Regions from separate parts of the Homo sapiens genome. Here region 2 is linked to region 1. A link is a loop called in an ENCODE intact Hi-C map of the cell type or tissue named here. Cell type or tissue: PC-9. All regions are shown on one strand.

Region 1 (8,000 bases):
CTGATTGAACTTTGAGCTTAGTTAATAGTTTTCTTCCAGTATTTTTATATTTTACTAATTTTTATCTAATTATTATATCAATTATTGAGAAAGAGATGTTGAAAACTCTGAATATTATTTTTGCATTAATTGATTTCTCCTGTCATTGCTTCATATCAGTCTTTGCTTCATGCACTTTGAAACTCTGTTACTAGTACATCAAAGTATAATATTGTTATGCTTTCTTGATGGATTGATGCCTTTATCCTTGTAAAATGATCCACTGTCTCTCAGATAATATTTTTTTTCCTAAAATTTACTTTGCCTGATGTCTGTATAGCCACTGAAGACTTCTTTTGATTAGTCTTAGCATGCTGCTTCCCTGCTGAATGAATTCTAGCTAGTGTGGGATCCAGGTTCTCACCTGTGGTCTTTTGACAGTGCTTTACTACAAAGGAAACCGTTGAGATACCAAGTAGAGATCCTTTCTATTTCTGTTCTGTGATGCATTGAGGTAATTTTCAGGGAACAAAAAGAATATGTATGCTTTCAGAAAGACAAACCAAACACTGTCTAAACATTAGGACAATATATTTGAATCTGAGTCCTATGTTTTCTGCTAAGAAAAATGAAATAACTTTGAATTAGACATGCAATTTTCATCAGATGCCAAAAAGTGCATATATCCATCTTAAATGCCAAGAAAGTTATTGCTCACAGTCTGCTTCTTTCTTCTTCACTTGGGCTAAACGGATTGTTATTCACATTAAAATTGAACCATTGTTTTCCCTAATTTCAACTCCTGAGTATCAATATTTAAAACAAAGTGTTGCTTTTCATTTGTCAGCCATTCATTGAAATCTGCTTATTTATTTTCATTTTTATGAGAATTATGTCTCAAACAGAAAACCACTGATTTTTAAAATAACTTAAAATACATTCAAAGTTGAAAGTTTTACTCATCTATAAAAAGCTTAATAATATCCTCAGATTTGGCTTCATTATGGGGACATTAAAATAAGCCTCTTGTCTTTGAAAAAAATGCAGAAAGAGTCATCCAGGGACATATGAGTAAAGGGTACTTCAGCCACCGGCAGTCTAGAATGGGGCCCCTCTGCCTGTCTGGAAGCTCATTCCAGTCTGGAAACCCAAAAATCTTCTGTGATCACCTACTAAGGGAACCTGAAATTACCAGGTCTTTCTGTGTGGCTTATATGTTAGTCTAGATTCCAAGCAGTCAGAGTTTCATATATTCCAAACTCTCCGACCTGTAGGAATGTGGCCCAATGTACTTGACTTGCTGTTATATCATCTTGCTGTTCCTTCTGTAAACTAGTAAGTATGGCTGGACTGAGCCATGTCCCCAATCTGATGTTTGTCATAAGAAAGGCTAGAGAGCTCAGTTTGGTTTCAAATGCACCCCAGACTATTGGAGTCATCACCACTATGGCCACTGCTCATATCCATGGCCAGATATACTTACAGAGCTTTTACTCTCTTTCTGTCATCAGAAGCAGAGGACTATTTCATGTGACTTTTTGACTTCTAGGTGGAGAGCAACATGTTTGCTCAGCACAACTACTTCTTTTGGAATCAAAACGTTGTGTACATAAAATATTTGATATGTGTGACTTATCCCATTTTATCGCTAGTTAAGATTATTTTTAAAACCTCTATATACTGTTTCCATGTATCATTAAAACTCTTTGAGGAGTCAATATTGTCAATTTTTGTACTCTCAGATCCTAGCAATGAGTTTATTATATAATTCATTAATATAACAGATTAATTGATCTTGTGAGCATAAAAATATACAGATAGGACTTTAATAATAAACTTAATAACATCTACCCAATAGTTCAGGAGTCACCAAGGGCTTTAAATTAGATCATTTAAAACTGTGTGCCCAATCAGGTTACTTAAAAATTGCTGCCTATAGAAAACCTGAGAGGAGGTATTACCAACTCTAGCATCAAGAAAACAAGTTCTGCCACTTACACCATATGCCACTTGCATGTTGATCTCAAATATACCACAGCCTAGATCTTCATGTTTCATAAGGGTAAATGATTAAGAATATCCTCAGCCTCAATTTCAGCTCTAAATTGGAAATAATTGCAGCATCTATGTCATAGGTTTAAAATTAGAATTAACCTACACTTACAGTGCTAGCCATATGGGAAATATTCATAAATATTAGCTAATGAGAAATGGACAAATAAAATTTAAAAGCAAATATTAAACAGATATTATCATTAACCGTCTCCAGGAATAAATTCTAATTTAAAAGTGCATTTAAAAAAAGATCAGCCCCGGGCGCGGTGGCTCACGCCTGTAATCGCAGCACTTTGGGAGGCGGAGGCGGGGATCACGAGGTCAGGAGATCGAGACCATCATGGCTAACACGCTGAAACCCCGTCTCTACTAAAAATACAAAAAATTAGCCGGGTGTGGTGGCGGGCGACTGTAGTCCCAGCTACTGGGGAGGCTGAGGCAGGAGAATGGTGTGAACCTGGGAGGCGGAGCTTGCAGTGAGCCAAGATCGCGCCACTGCACTCCAGCCTGGGCGACAGAGCGAGACTCCGTCTCAAAATAAAATAAAATAAAATATAAAAATAAAAAAGATCAGCTGTTACATTATTTCCAGTTCGGCTTGTATTATTAAAATCATATGTAAGCACACCAATTTCCCAGCAATAAATAAAGTATAAACTTAGGAAATAATAGGCTGAATGTGAGAGAAATAGACAATATAGTAAGACTGGGGCAGGATTTGTAGAACAACACAGGAGGTCCTAAGTGGTTAGTGGTCAGTAACAGGCACACTGTCATTTAAGCTCTTAAGAAGAGAGACTATATCCCATTTATATTTCTATCATCTCTATCTCTATCATCTCTATATCTATCTCTATCATCTCTCTATTGATCTATCTGAAAACCTCTAAGTATAGAGCTAATAGTGATGACTTGAGGCATTATTTCTTGATTAAACATAAGTGAATGCCAGGTCAAGGAGTATCAAGTCAGAGAATGCAGCCGATTTAGAGAAAAGAAGGCTTCTAAGGCTACCTAAACAAAATAATGATCTCATAGGGATTTCATGGGAAGCAGATCTTTGGATCACTAAAAGTTATAGGCATCAAACAAAACCACAAAGGCAAATGGAAAATTAAGTAAGATCAGAGGTGAAGTTGTTATTTACTGATAGGATAATTTTATGTGAACTGTTGGTCAAGTATCTATTTTGTCTATAAGGCATTAGTTATAACTTTTAATTATTAGTCAAACACTGCCCTCTAGTGGCAGACCTTCAGTTTAGCATTGCAAATAGTGTGAACATTTGATAACACTAGATCTCACTTCGCACACCACAATTTGTTTTAATTTTTTCTTAGGTAGAAACTCTATGTAGACATAATATATATGTATTTCCTTATGTGTATGCATGTATGTCTAACTATTCTTCATATTTCATTTTACTTCTATGATATCTGGAGAAAATATTGAAAATGAAGAATGATACATAGCAGAAACCATAATTAAGAACTTTGACTAATTATCAATTATTTCAATATCAAATATATTTTTTATTCTAAAATACTTAATTTGCCGTATTAAGGAGATTTATATAATTTAATTATTCTACTTTCCAATATAAATGTAAAGACAAAAATAAATATACTTCTTTTCTCTTTTGTTCACCAGCCAGAGGCTAAGGAGGTTAGTGGAGATAGGCAGGGAGTACCAGGAGAGGTTGGTCATTGGGTGCAAAGTTACAGTTAAACAGAAATAATAAGTTTTGGTGTTTTATAACACAACAGGGTGACTACAGCAAATAATAATGTAGTGTATATTTTAAGACAGCTAGAAGAGATTTTGAATATTGTCACCACAAAGCATTGGTAAATCTTTAAAGTGATGGGTATGATAATTACCCCAGTTTGATCATTGTACTATTTATACATGCATTGAAAGTTCACAATTTACTCCATAAATACATACAATTGTGTGTCAATTATAAATTTTGAAACTAAGTTAACTAAAGAAATCTCACCATTTGACATCCAGGGAAGAAAAATGAGTCCCAATTTTTCTGCGACTTCAGCTACAGTGAGGAAAAAGGCAGAACATGTTCCTTTTCCCTTTGCAAAGATGTGAGATCTTTGTGCGGTTCAAAAGTGAGCTTGAGCCTATTTAAGAGTCTAGGTTTCCTGGTGGTGGAACCAGCTCTTAAGAAAACATAGAGCTTGCTCCACCTGTGATGGAGACTCCCACTAGCAGGTAGCCTTGGGCAGGAGTGTTTTTCTAGTTCTACCATTAAACAACCTCCAGGCATATACAAAACTGTCATCACAAACAGTGTGATGATCCAGTCTTACTCAACATTAATATTTTCTTTACTATTAGAGGCTTGAAATATGTAAGTTACCCCAAATATAGTTATATTATAACACACAATAGATCAAGTTTTAAGAAAATTCTAAAGAGAGAATGAGAAGAAAGAGGAAGAGAAAGAGTGAAAGAGAGAGAGAAAGTGTGCACACACTAACAAGCAAAGACACATACAACACATTACAGAAAAACAACTGTTCCAAAACCTCAAATAAATTTGGTATTATTGTATTTAAAAATTTTATGCTAATGAGTAAAGAGATCAATTAAACTGAAATACACTTAAAAAGCAAAAATATTGGGGTTGGTTTATTCTTTTTTTCTGGTACCTTTAGGTACAAAGTTAAATTACTAATTTGAGATCTTTCTAACTTTCTGATGAAGACATTTAGAGATACAAACTTTCCTCTTAACACTGTTTTAGCTGCATACAAGAGATTTCAGTAAGTTTTGTCCTTATTTTCATTAATTTTGATAAATTTTTTGATTTCTGCCTTAATTTTGATGTTTATCCAGAAGTGACTCTGGAACAAGTTGTTTAATTTCTCTGTATTTGTGTACTTTTGAGAGATCTTCTTGATACTTATTTCTATTTTTATTGTGTTGTGGTCTGAGAGTGTGCTTGGTATTACTTCAACTTAAACGATACAACAAACAAAAACCAAATAATCTCACTAAAAAAATGGGCAAAGGACATGGACAGACACTTTTCAAAAGAAGACATACATATGAAACAACAGAAACAACAAACACATGAAAAATGCTCATCATCAATAATCATCAGAGAAATGCAAATCAGAACCACAATGAGATGTCACCACATACCAGTCAGAATGGCTCTTACTGAAAAGTCAGGAGAGGGTGGAGCAAGATGGCGAATAGAAGCTCCACCAATCATCCTCCACACAAAGACACCAAGTTAACAACTATCTACACAGGAAAACACCTTTTCAAGAACCAAAAATCAGGTGAGCACTTATAGTACCTGGTTTTATCTTTATACCATTGAAAAAGGTACTGAAGATATTTTCTTAAAAAGTCCTGAATCTCTGACATCACCTCTCCCTCAACCCTGGCAGCAGCAGCATGGTGCAGAGAGGTGCTGGGGTGCCGGTGAGAGGTGACACCATGCTGGCAGCCCTCGCAGCCCTCGCTGGCTCCCGGCACCTCCTCGGCCTCAGTGCCCACTCTGGCAGCACTTGAGGACCCCTTCAGCCTGCCACTGCACTGTGGGAGCCCCTCTCTGGGCTGGCCGAGGCCGGGGCTGGCTCCCTCTGCTTGTGGGGAAGTGTGGAGGGAGATGCGCAGGCAGGAACTGGCTCTGCGCAGGGCGCTGGTGGGCCACCACCAGTTCCGGGTAGGCGTGGACTCCACAGGCCCCCCACTGGGAGCGGCTGGCCGGCAGCGCCAGCCCAGAGCACTGAGGAGCTTAGCACCCAGGCCAGCAGCTGCGGAGGGTGCACCAGGTCCCCCAGCAGTGCCAGCCCGCCGGGGTTGTGCTCGAATTCTCGCTGGGCCTCAGCTGCCTCCCGGCGGGGCAGGGCTCGGGACCTGCAGCCTGCCATGCCTGAGTCTCACACTGCCCCCCACCCCGCCCCCCACGGGTGTGCTCCTGTGCGGCCTGAGCCTCCCCGATGAGCGTCGCTCCCTGCTCCACGGCACCTGGTCCCATTGACCACCCAAGGGCTGAGGAGTGCAGGTGCATGGCGCGGGACTGGCGGGCAGCTCTGCCTGTGGCCCGGGTGCAGGATCCACTAGGTGAAGCCAGCTGGGCTCCTGAGTCTAGTGGGGACTTGGAGAACCTTTATGTCCAGCTAAGGGATTGTAAATACACCAATCAGCACTCTGTGTCTAGCTCAAGGTTTGTAAATGCACCAATCAGCACCCTGTGTCTAGCTCAAGGTTTGTAAATGCACCAATCAGTGCTCTGTGTCTAGCTAATCTAGTGGAGACTTGGAGAATGTTTATGTCTAGCTAAGGGATTGTAAATACACCAATCAGCACTCTGTGTCTAGCTAAAGGTTTGTTAACACACCAATCAGCACCCTGTGTCTAGCTCAAGGTTTGTGAATGCACCAATCAGTGCTCTGTGTCTAGCTAATCTAGTGGGGACTTGGAGAACCTTTATGTCTAGCTAAGGGATTGCAAATACACCAATCAGCACTCTGTGTCTAGCTCAAGATTTGTAAATGCACCAATCAGTGCTCTGTGTCTAGCTAATCTAGTGGGGACTTGGAGAACTTTTGTGTCTAGCTCAGGGATTGTAAACGCACCAGTCAGCACCCTGTCAAAATGGACCAATCAGCTCTCTGTAAAACAGATGTCAGCTCTCTGTAAAATGAACCAATCAGCAGGATGTGGGTGGGGCCAGATAAGGGAATAAAAGCAGGCTGCCTGAGCCAGCAGTGACAACCAGGTCGGGTCCCCTTCCACACAATGGAAGCTTTGTTCTTTTGCTCTTTGCAGTAAATCTTGCTGCTGCTCATTCTTTGGGTCTGCACTGCCTTTATGAGCTGTAACACTCACTGGAAGCTCTGCAGCTTCACTCCTGAGGCCAGCGAGACCATGAACCCACCAGGAGGAATGAACAACTCCAGATGGGAGGAATGAACAACTCCAGATGGGAAGAACAAACAACTCCAGATGCACTGCCTTAACAGCTGTAACACTCACCGTGAAGGTCTGCAGCTTCATTCCTGAAGCCAGCGAGACCACAAATCCACCAGAAGAAAGAAACTCTGAACACGTCCAAACATCAAAAGGAACAAACTCCGGACATACCATGTTTAAGAACTGTAACACTCACCGCAAGAGTCCACGGCTTCTTTCTTGAAGTCAGTGAGACCAAGAACCCACCAATTTCGGACACACTGGGGGAATGAGAAGACAGCAGTTGTGAGGCAATGAACTCAGTGCTGCCCTGTAATATCAGAAAGAAAAACCAGACCACACTCGACTGATGCTTACTCATGAAGGGAAGATTTAAAACAACCCTAGCCAGAGGGAAATCACCAATTCCAGTGGTCCTAACTTGAGCACCTGCAAACTCTGTCACCAAGGGCTACAGCACCGTGTGTTTCCAAGTAAACTTGAAAGGCAGTTTAGACCATAAGGATTGCTACTCTTTGATGTGTCCTAGTGCTGAGTTAGGCCCAGAGACAGTTGTCTGTGTGAGGGGTGGGGAGCACGTCATATACTGAGACACCAGCTGGACAGCTAAGGGAGTGCTGGCACCACCCCTCTCTGAAGCCCAGGCTGCTCTCCTAAAGAGATCTCTTCCTTTTGCTTGAGGAGGGGAGAGGAGAAGAGAGGAGAGGAGGGGAGGGGAGGGCAGGGGAGGGGAGGAGAGGGAAGAGTTGGGAGGACTGTGTCTTGCATCACGGATACCATCCGAGCCAGAGCAAAATAGGGCATCTTTCAGAGACATGAGGTCCCCATTCCAGGTCCTAGCTCCCATATGACATTTCTAGACACACCCTGGGCCAGAAGGAAACTAATTGCCTTGAAGGAAAGGACCCCATCCTGCCAGCATTCATCATCTGCTAACTCAACAGCCCTTGGGCCCTGAATAACCAGCAGTGATACCCGGGTATTATATTGAGGACCTCGGGTGAGACTGTGAGACTTGG
Region 2 (8,000 bases), 800 kb before region 1:
TTGTCACATGTAGAGAAAGTTTTCATCCTTGAGACTATGAGGTAGGATGACATCTCTTATTTACCTATATCCTCTCACAAGTGAGGAAAAGGGAAAGAGCTTCTCTCTATCCCCAGTTTTTCCTCTTAGTATCTTAGGAGAATAACTAACTCCCAGACCTATAATTCCTTATTTCTGACTTCTTACCAGATATACTTCTTGGATGTCTTACAAGTACTTCAAATTCAACATGTTTAAAACGTAACATGATCCCTTTCTCTACAAGTCCTCCTTTTTCTATTGCCCAGTTTTTGGCTAATTACATTACCAATCACCCAGGTTTCCCAGTTAAACTCATGAGACTCATTTTCAACATCCTCTCCTGCCAACGCTGATTGGGTAACCAAAAAGATGAAGTTACATGCCTCAAGACTTCCTTGTCGGCCGGACATGGTGGCTCATGCCTGTAATCCCAGCACTTTGGGAGGCTGACGTGGGCAGATCACAAGGTCAGGAGTTCGAGACCATCCTGGCTAACACAGTGAAACCCTGTCTCTACTAAAAATACAAAAAATTAGCTGGGCGTGGTGGCAGGCGCCTGTAGTCCCAGCTACTTGGAGGCTGTGGCAGGAGAATGGCGTGAACCCGGGAGGCGGAGCTTGCAGTGAGCCGAGATCATCACACCACTGCACTCCAGCCTGGGCAACAGAGCAAGACTCCGTCTCAAAAAAAAAAAAAAAAAAAAAAAAGACTTCCTTGTCAAGCATATTTAGATATTTGGCTTCAAGAGACAATAATTTCAATGCCAAATGTCTCATGGACTTCATGAATAATTCTAGATGTCTGATTACCAGGATTTGTGGAAGAATTACCAGGGCCCGAAGGGCAATCTACCCAGGTAGGGCAGATACCAGCTTACTTATTCCTCAACTTCCACCATTCCTTAACCTCTTATAATCTGGTCTCTTCCTTAACTACCCAGTTGAAACTGTTCTCTGACAATGATCACTAATGAGTTCTATTATCACCACATTGAGAGAATATCTTCAGTCCATATTCTGACTCTCTGAAGTATTTGCCACTCATAACTTCATCTTTGACATACTCTTCTCCACTGATTTGGGTAGCAGTACTTTTGCTAGTTTCTCTCCTGTATCTTTGACTTTTCCAACCTTGAACCCATGTGTTGCTCCCTTTTCTGCTACTGCCTCTTAGACATTTATCTTTTCCAGAGTTCTGTTTTTATCCCAAGGCTCTTAGTCTTCATTATGCTTTCTGGATGATCTTACAAATGTATTATCTATCACCTATATGCTGATCAGTCTCAAATGTTAGTTCTTATTTTTCTCCTGCCAAACCTCAAACTCAAATCTAAATGTCTACTTGGTTTCTCTTCTTGGATGTTCCATCATAGGTATTTCAGCCCCCAAACATCTCAAATTAAACAATCTCCTGCCTCATCTACCTTGTTTCTCTTTCTTTTTTATTTTTGAATCTCAGTTAATGGTACCACTATCGACAAACCTGACTAAGCCCAAATCCAAGAACTCCATCTAAACTTCTCTCCCTTATGTCCACTATCAATTATTTCGACCTACTATTTTAAGCTGCTAAATATTTCTTTAATCTCGTTTGTCCTCTCCAGCCCTGTGAAACCCTCCCTAGTAGTACAGTCACATATAATATCTCATCTGGACCACTGTAACTGCCTCTTATTGCTTTCTGCTACTAGGCTTATCTCCCTCAAACTCATTTCTTCTGTATTCTTTAGTTTAGTACCTAAGTGGTAATCAGATCCTGTTACCACCACCACTTAAAACAATAGTCTAATGATTCCCCATCTACAAAAAGAACTCCAAGCTTTGTTATTGAGTCTGGCTTCTACTACAGTTTCATCTTCTGTAATTTTATTTAGTACGTCATATAACTTGCATACACTTCTATCATTGCACTTAATACTTGTTTATATGTCTGTCTCACCCCAGACTATGAGATCTTTGAGATGTTAACTCACATCTGCCTCCTGAACATCCTGACATAATGTCTAGGCCCACAGGCAGAGTTCAGGTGTTGCTGATATCCTACATATTACTATGCTCAGACCCACATAATCTTTAATTTGGTAGTAAGAATACTAAATAGCAAATATGCCGGCACCTGAAGCAGGACTTAAATACATTGATGTTTATAACTGAAATATTTAAAAGGATATTACTAAAAAAGATGGTACCTTCAGTTTCTTCATGATTCTGTGGAATTCCATGGAGCATCTCTGGTTTGCAGTAAAAAGTTTTTCAATGTGTTTGGTTTGTAAATAGGGAAGTGAGAGGTTTGCTTTAACTCTCATTGAAAGCTCTTTTTGGAATTCAATTTCCTTCTCCAAGTCAAGAGACAATCTATTCAAGCACTCATAATGATCATCCATCTCTGAGTATCTCTTCAAAAGCTCCTAAAGGAAATGAGAATTCACTCAATTTATAACAATTCATTCTAATATCACAATAAGTAGTTACAACTCTAGAATTGTAACAAAACTTATGCTTTAACATTTTCTGTAGGAGAGAAATAAAGACCTTTGTGTCTAAAAACAAAAGGAAACTCTTGTTGTCATTTTGGATAACAGAAATAATAGATAATTATTATGGCAATTTAAAAAATTTAAGCAAATATAACAAAGAAAGCCAGGACCAACCATTCTTAACATTTTGATGCATTTTCTTTTAGTTTTTTGAATATCCATGATATGAATCAACATTGACAAAGTCTGATGAGAAATTTGAGTAAATTCAATTAAGTATGTATTGTAGTTCATGGTTGAGTGCTGGTTTATGTTTATAGTAGGCAGTCTGAGTTAGCAGATAAAACAAGTGATTAAGAATCAAACCACCTATTTGTCAGCTTGGTACAGATACTTCACACAATCCTACTATCTGCCTACAATCTGTTTTCTAACCCTTTATCAGAGGTAGAGTTCAGGTTCCAGCTCTGCCACTTCTTGACTGGGGAAGTCACTGAGCCATTTTCACAACAACAGGAAGACTACAATAATTACCACAAAGTTTTCTGGGGTCAAGTAAAATATATGATCTATACCTATATACCTATGTAATCTATAAAACAGACACAGTCATTTAACTTGAAGGAGACAAAATTATGTTTATAAACATGTTTCTATACCCAAGTTTTGAACTAAGTCAGATACAAGTCTGACTTAGTTTAAAATTCTGATTCTAACAATTTACTAGCTGTGTAACCTTGGGCAACTGCTAAACTTCCTTTCTGAGGAAGGCAGTTTCCTTGTTTATGAATGGAGCAATAAAGCCTATATCATGAGGTAAAGCACCCAGTATGGTACCTGGCATACAGTAGACATGCAATAAATCTGGACCCATAGACTCAAGTGACTTGAGGCTATGCAGGTGACACACTGGTCAGAGCACAGGTAGAGAAACATGTAAAATTCAAGTTACTGTAATCATGTAGTAGGTAACATGTTTAGTTCAGGCTGCTAAACAATAAAACAAGGGCGTTCTCACAAGAATGAGCCCTTTATTTTTAATAATTTAAGAAAAGCTAGATGTTAATCAATCTGGAATGTTGGAGAGGGGATTCCTGTTTTTGGTTTTAGGATGAATCAACTACGGTATACAGCAGCATATTGAACACTGACTTATGTCAGGAATGTGCTAAATGATGTAGTCATAAACAAAACAAAAATGTCCTTAGAGATCTTGCATTCCAACAGGTGTGACTGTAAATCCTGTTGGCTTTCCCTTCAATGTATATTCAGAATCTCAACACTTCTCACTACCTCTATTGCTCCCTCTCTGGGCCAGGCCAGGATGATCTCTGCCTGGGTGATTGAAATCAGTCTTTATAATGGTCTTCCTGCTTCCACTCTATTTTCAATATAACAATTAAGAGTCATCCCTTTAAAATGTTAAGTCAGATTATGTTTCTCTTGCGGTAAAAATTCCCCAATGGATCTCCACCTCACTTAATAAAACTCAGTCTTTTTTCATGTCCCACAGCTTGCCTCTTCCCTGCTAACTCTCTGATCTCATTCATTAGCAGCTTGCCCTCTTTTCGATATTCCTTGAACCACCACAGAGTCTTCTGCCTCAGGAACTTTGTACTCGCTGTTCCCTTTGCCTATAATGGTCTTTTCAGACATCTGTATGGCCTGACCCTTTACCTCGTTCAGGTATTTGCTCAAGTATCACTTTTCTGGTGAGGACTTAAATTCACAAGCTCCCATTGTTGTTTGTGTATGTGTGTATATATGCATTATACCCACACACCTGTACTAGATTACAATGTTTAGAAAAATACTGAGCACTATCTATTTATTCCAGAGGTTCCTTCAATCCCACTTCAGGTTTCGGTAAGCCTTTGGAAGACAACCAATAATCATTTGTAGTTTTAACAGGGGGTACTTACTTTTATTCTAGAGCACTTTTCTCTCAGGCTTTCCGTAAGGTGCTGTTGTCCATCACTTAGTAACCTTTTTTCAGGTTTTACTTGGTGGTTCTGTCGGTCCTGCTTTGGTAAAAAGAAAATAAACAGGGCTTTTGTCATGACTATATTCACATATAATGTCTAATCGCACACTTCTAAATTACATGACATTTCAATAATGGAATTAAATATTATACTTGTCACTCAAAAGCAATGTTAAAATGATCAGAAAATGAATAATAGTATCAGTAAGTTTTATAGGGAGTGACCTTAACTCATTGGTAAAAAAGTAGAAAAATCATCTAATTTTTGGAGACAGGATTTGTTTTTCATAGCTACAAATTAGGTTTTAGGGCCAGGCATGGTAGCTCACGCCTGTAATCCTAGCACTTTAGGAGATCGAGGCAGGAGGATCACTTGAGCTCAGGAGCTCAAAACCAGCCTCAGCAACATAGTGAGACCCTGTCTCTATAAAAATAAATAAATAAATAAATAAACAACCAGGAAAACAAATAAATTAGATTTTAATTTCTGATTCCTACTCTTCCAAATCTCTGCATTATTCACTTGTAGTTTTAACAGTGGCACTTGCTTTTATCCTAATGCACTTTATTGGCGCCAACCAAATATACTGGCAAAACCACCTGTACTGTCTATGGTGTTTCAAACCCTAGTCATATATTCTTCCCAGCACCTTGGAAAAGTTCATATCCTGTGTACATTTTGCATTTCTGATTAAAAAGTATAAAGTGAAACAAAAACATTTTCTCCCACTTATCTTGTTCACTACAGTACCTAGAAGAATATTTGATGAATGAATTAAATCTCTCTATAAATTTAGTTCAGGCCCACATAAAGAAATATGAGAATAAAAAAGATTTTTACAGATTTTAATAAACTTGTCTGAACTCTGTTACTTTCAAAAAGAGGATTTAATTAGATATTTTAAGATATATGATTCTGAATATCTATAAATAGTCATACCAGAGGAACTTAATTTTTATATTTATCTTCCCTTTTTTCCTTTTAACTTCACCAATAAGAGCCCAACTCTAGAACTCCAGCATGTATAGGTAGAGAAATGGGAATATTTGCTCTCTTACAAATCTAATCCTTCAAATATTTCTCCATTTAGAATAATGCTATCTCTTGATTAAAAAAAACTTTAAAATGTTATATTAAGGGAAATAGACTGCTTTAACACAGTTTATAAAAATAAAGAATTAAATGTTATTTTCTGAAAATATTTTTGCTTCTTTTAAAACTGTTTTCTATTGTGTAAAAATTAGAGTAACCATTTCCCACTGTCCTTTACTGTTCATAGGAATTTCCAGAGAAAGAAATAAAAACATTGTAATTCTTTTCAAAAAAGCTTAATTCTTATTAATAGTTACTACACAAAGGAAGACTCTGAACTCACTCTAGCTATCATTTCCCTTAAGGTTGCTATGAATTGGTCCCTTTCCATTTTGAGAGATTCTTTTATCCTCCTTAGCTCATCTCTTTCTTTAGCTACAATTCTTATTTCTTCAAGGCTTTCATGAAGTTTCTTAGTCAACTGGAAGTTATCCATTCTCACACTTTGCATAGATAAGTTTTGGGCCTCAAATTGCTTCTTCAACTGTTCCATTTCATTAATTTTTTTATGACTCATATTGACATCTTCTTTCACTCTAAGCAGTTGAAGTTCTTTTTTCTGAAGTTCTTGGATCTTGAGATAATTGTAAAACAAGTTAGAATGTAAGCAGTTTCTTCAAGGAAGGCAAATAGTGTCTACTTGTGTTCTATATGCACATATCTATCTACATATCTGTATCTATATCTTTTTAATTCCACAAATAATTTTGGGCACAGTTACTTCCAAAAGAAGAACAAAACAACACATACCTTTTTCTGTAATTCATCTTTTGATTTATCTAAATCCTTTTGAATGTCTGAAATTTGAATTGTCTTTTCTGAAATTTTTTCTCTAAGTTTATCAACAGTTTCTTTGTGTTCTTTTGATAGCATACGAGCAGTTTTTAGTTCCTGTTGTATTTCCAGATCCTTTATGGTTAGAAGAAATCAAGAAATGTAATGATATAAAGGCACGTTACCTTTACTTAATGATTGAGTTTAAACAAAATCTTAAAAATTATACACTCACAGTTAAAAACAACCATTATACAACCTCCTAAATTAGAAGAGTAAAGTAAAATTTTCTGCTGGTAGCCTCACCCATAGCCTTCTCCTTTCATACCACTTGGACATCTTTCTAAATCAATATCACAAAAAGAATACCCCATTCTTATGCTTAGTTTTCCATTATACAGATAGTGCCTTATTATTGGTGGACACTTAGATTATTTCTAGGTTTTAGTCACCAGACACAACGCTGCAGTGAACACTGTATTTTTGCCCAAATATGTGAATATAATGGTAGGGTAAAGAGAGAACACAACTCACTCTAGCTTTGGTTTCTTGCAGGCTTTCCTTGAGTTGGTCTCTCTCCAGTTTGAGTGTCTCCTCTACTCTTCTTAGATTATCTCTTTCTTTCATTACAGATTTCATTTCTTCAAGGTTTTCATGAAGTTTCTGAGCCAAATTTAAATTCTCTATTTCTAATTTACTCAGAGTTAAGCTTTGGTCTTTTATTTGTTTCTTTAGTTGCTCCATTTCAGACACTTTTTTCTGTGTCTCATTGACATCTTTTTTTAACGTAATAAGTTGATGTTCATTTGCCTTAAGTTCTTGAATCTTAAGATAATCATAAAATAATATGTTAGGTGGCTTTTTAGGGACAGATAAATAATAGTTTCTAAATTGATTAAGACAACTGTCTACCCATGTTACTCTCACTGATATCCTGCACAATTCCACACAGAATTTTACTTTCTTTTGAGGTATAATATATATAAAGCATGCTCATCTTCAATGTATAACTTAATTATTCTTGACACAGGTGTAAATCTATGAAACTACAACCCAGATTAAAACAGAGAATATTTCTAGCACTTCATAAAGTTTCTGTGTGCTCCTTCCTAGAGACAGCCACTATTCTGACCTTTATCATCCTGGTTCAGTTTTGCCTGCTTTTGAACCTATATATCACAATGTATGTATCCATTTTCCTGCTGATAGACATTTGAGTTTTCAGTTTTTTGTTATTTTGAATAAGGCTGCTATAAACATTCTTGTGTCTTTTTATAGAAGTATGTACGTACTCTTTTCTCTTATGTACATACCCAAGAAGTGGAAATGTTGGGCCTCAGGCAGGCTACATCCAGCATTAGTAAATACTGCCAAGGTGTTTTCCAGTGTGGTTGAACCATTTTATATCCCCAACAATTTTAGGCACAAACAAATTAGATATCCAATCAAACAATCCCCCCATAAAAATACCTTTTCTTGTAATTTAGCATTTGAATTTTCTAAATCTTTTTGCATATTTGATAGTTTATCTGTCTTCTCAGAAACAATTCCTCTGAGTTTGTCAATAGTTTCCTGCTGCTCTTTCAGATGCATGTGAGCAATTCTTAGTTCCTCTTGTATTTTCAGATCCTTTACCATTAGAGAAATTTTAA

What was found. Peaks named below come from ENCODE experiments on the same cell type or tissue, not always from the same donor. Only the 100,000 strongest peaks of a DNase experiment are listed, where the experiment ranks them.
Region 2: it touches region 1 in a loop (6-fold over the local background); 1 of 110 quality-filtered maps calls a loop at or near these places.

The regions. Positions count from the first base shown.
Region 1 is chr4:103,931,111-103,939,110 of GRCh38, forward strand. No RefSeq gene overlaps it. Among named protein-coding and RNA genes, the nearest start is that of LINC02503, 26 kb to the right of the region's middle. In PC-9, a CTCF peak has its summit at 3,277 (motif pointing left); no DNase peak of the experiment used is centred here.
Region 2 is chr4:103,133,932-103,141,931 of GRCh38, forward strand. It overlaps CENPE (centromere protein E), which reads right to left. Exons shown (of 49, transcript NM_001813.3): 35 at 7,819-7,977; 36 at 6,883-7,173; 37 at 6,325-6,483; 38 at 5,858-6,148; 39 at 4,420-4,518; 40 at 2,210-2,428. Among named protein-coding and RNA genes, the nearest start is that of BDH2, 38 kb to the left of the region's middle. In PC-9, a CTCF peak has its summit at 3,918; a DNase peak (open chromatin) is centred at 3,680; H3K27ac peaks cover 2,159 bases.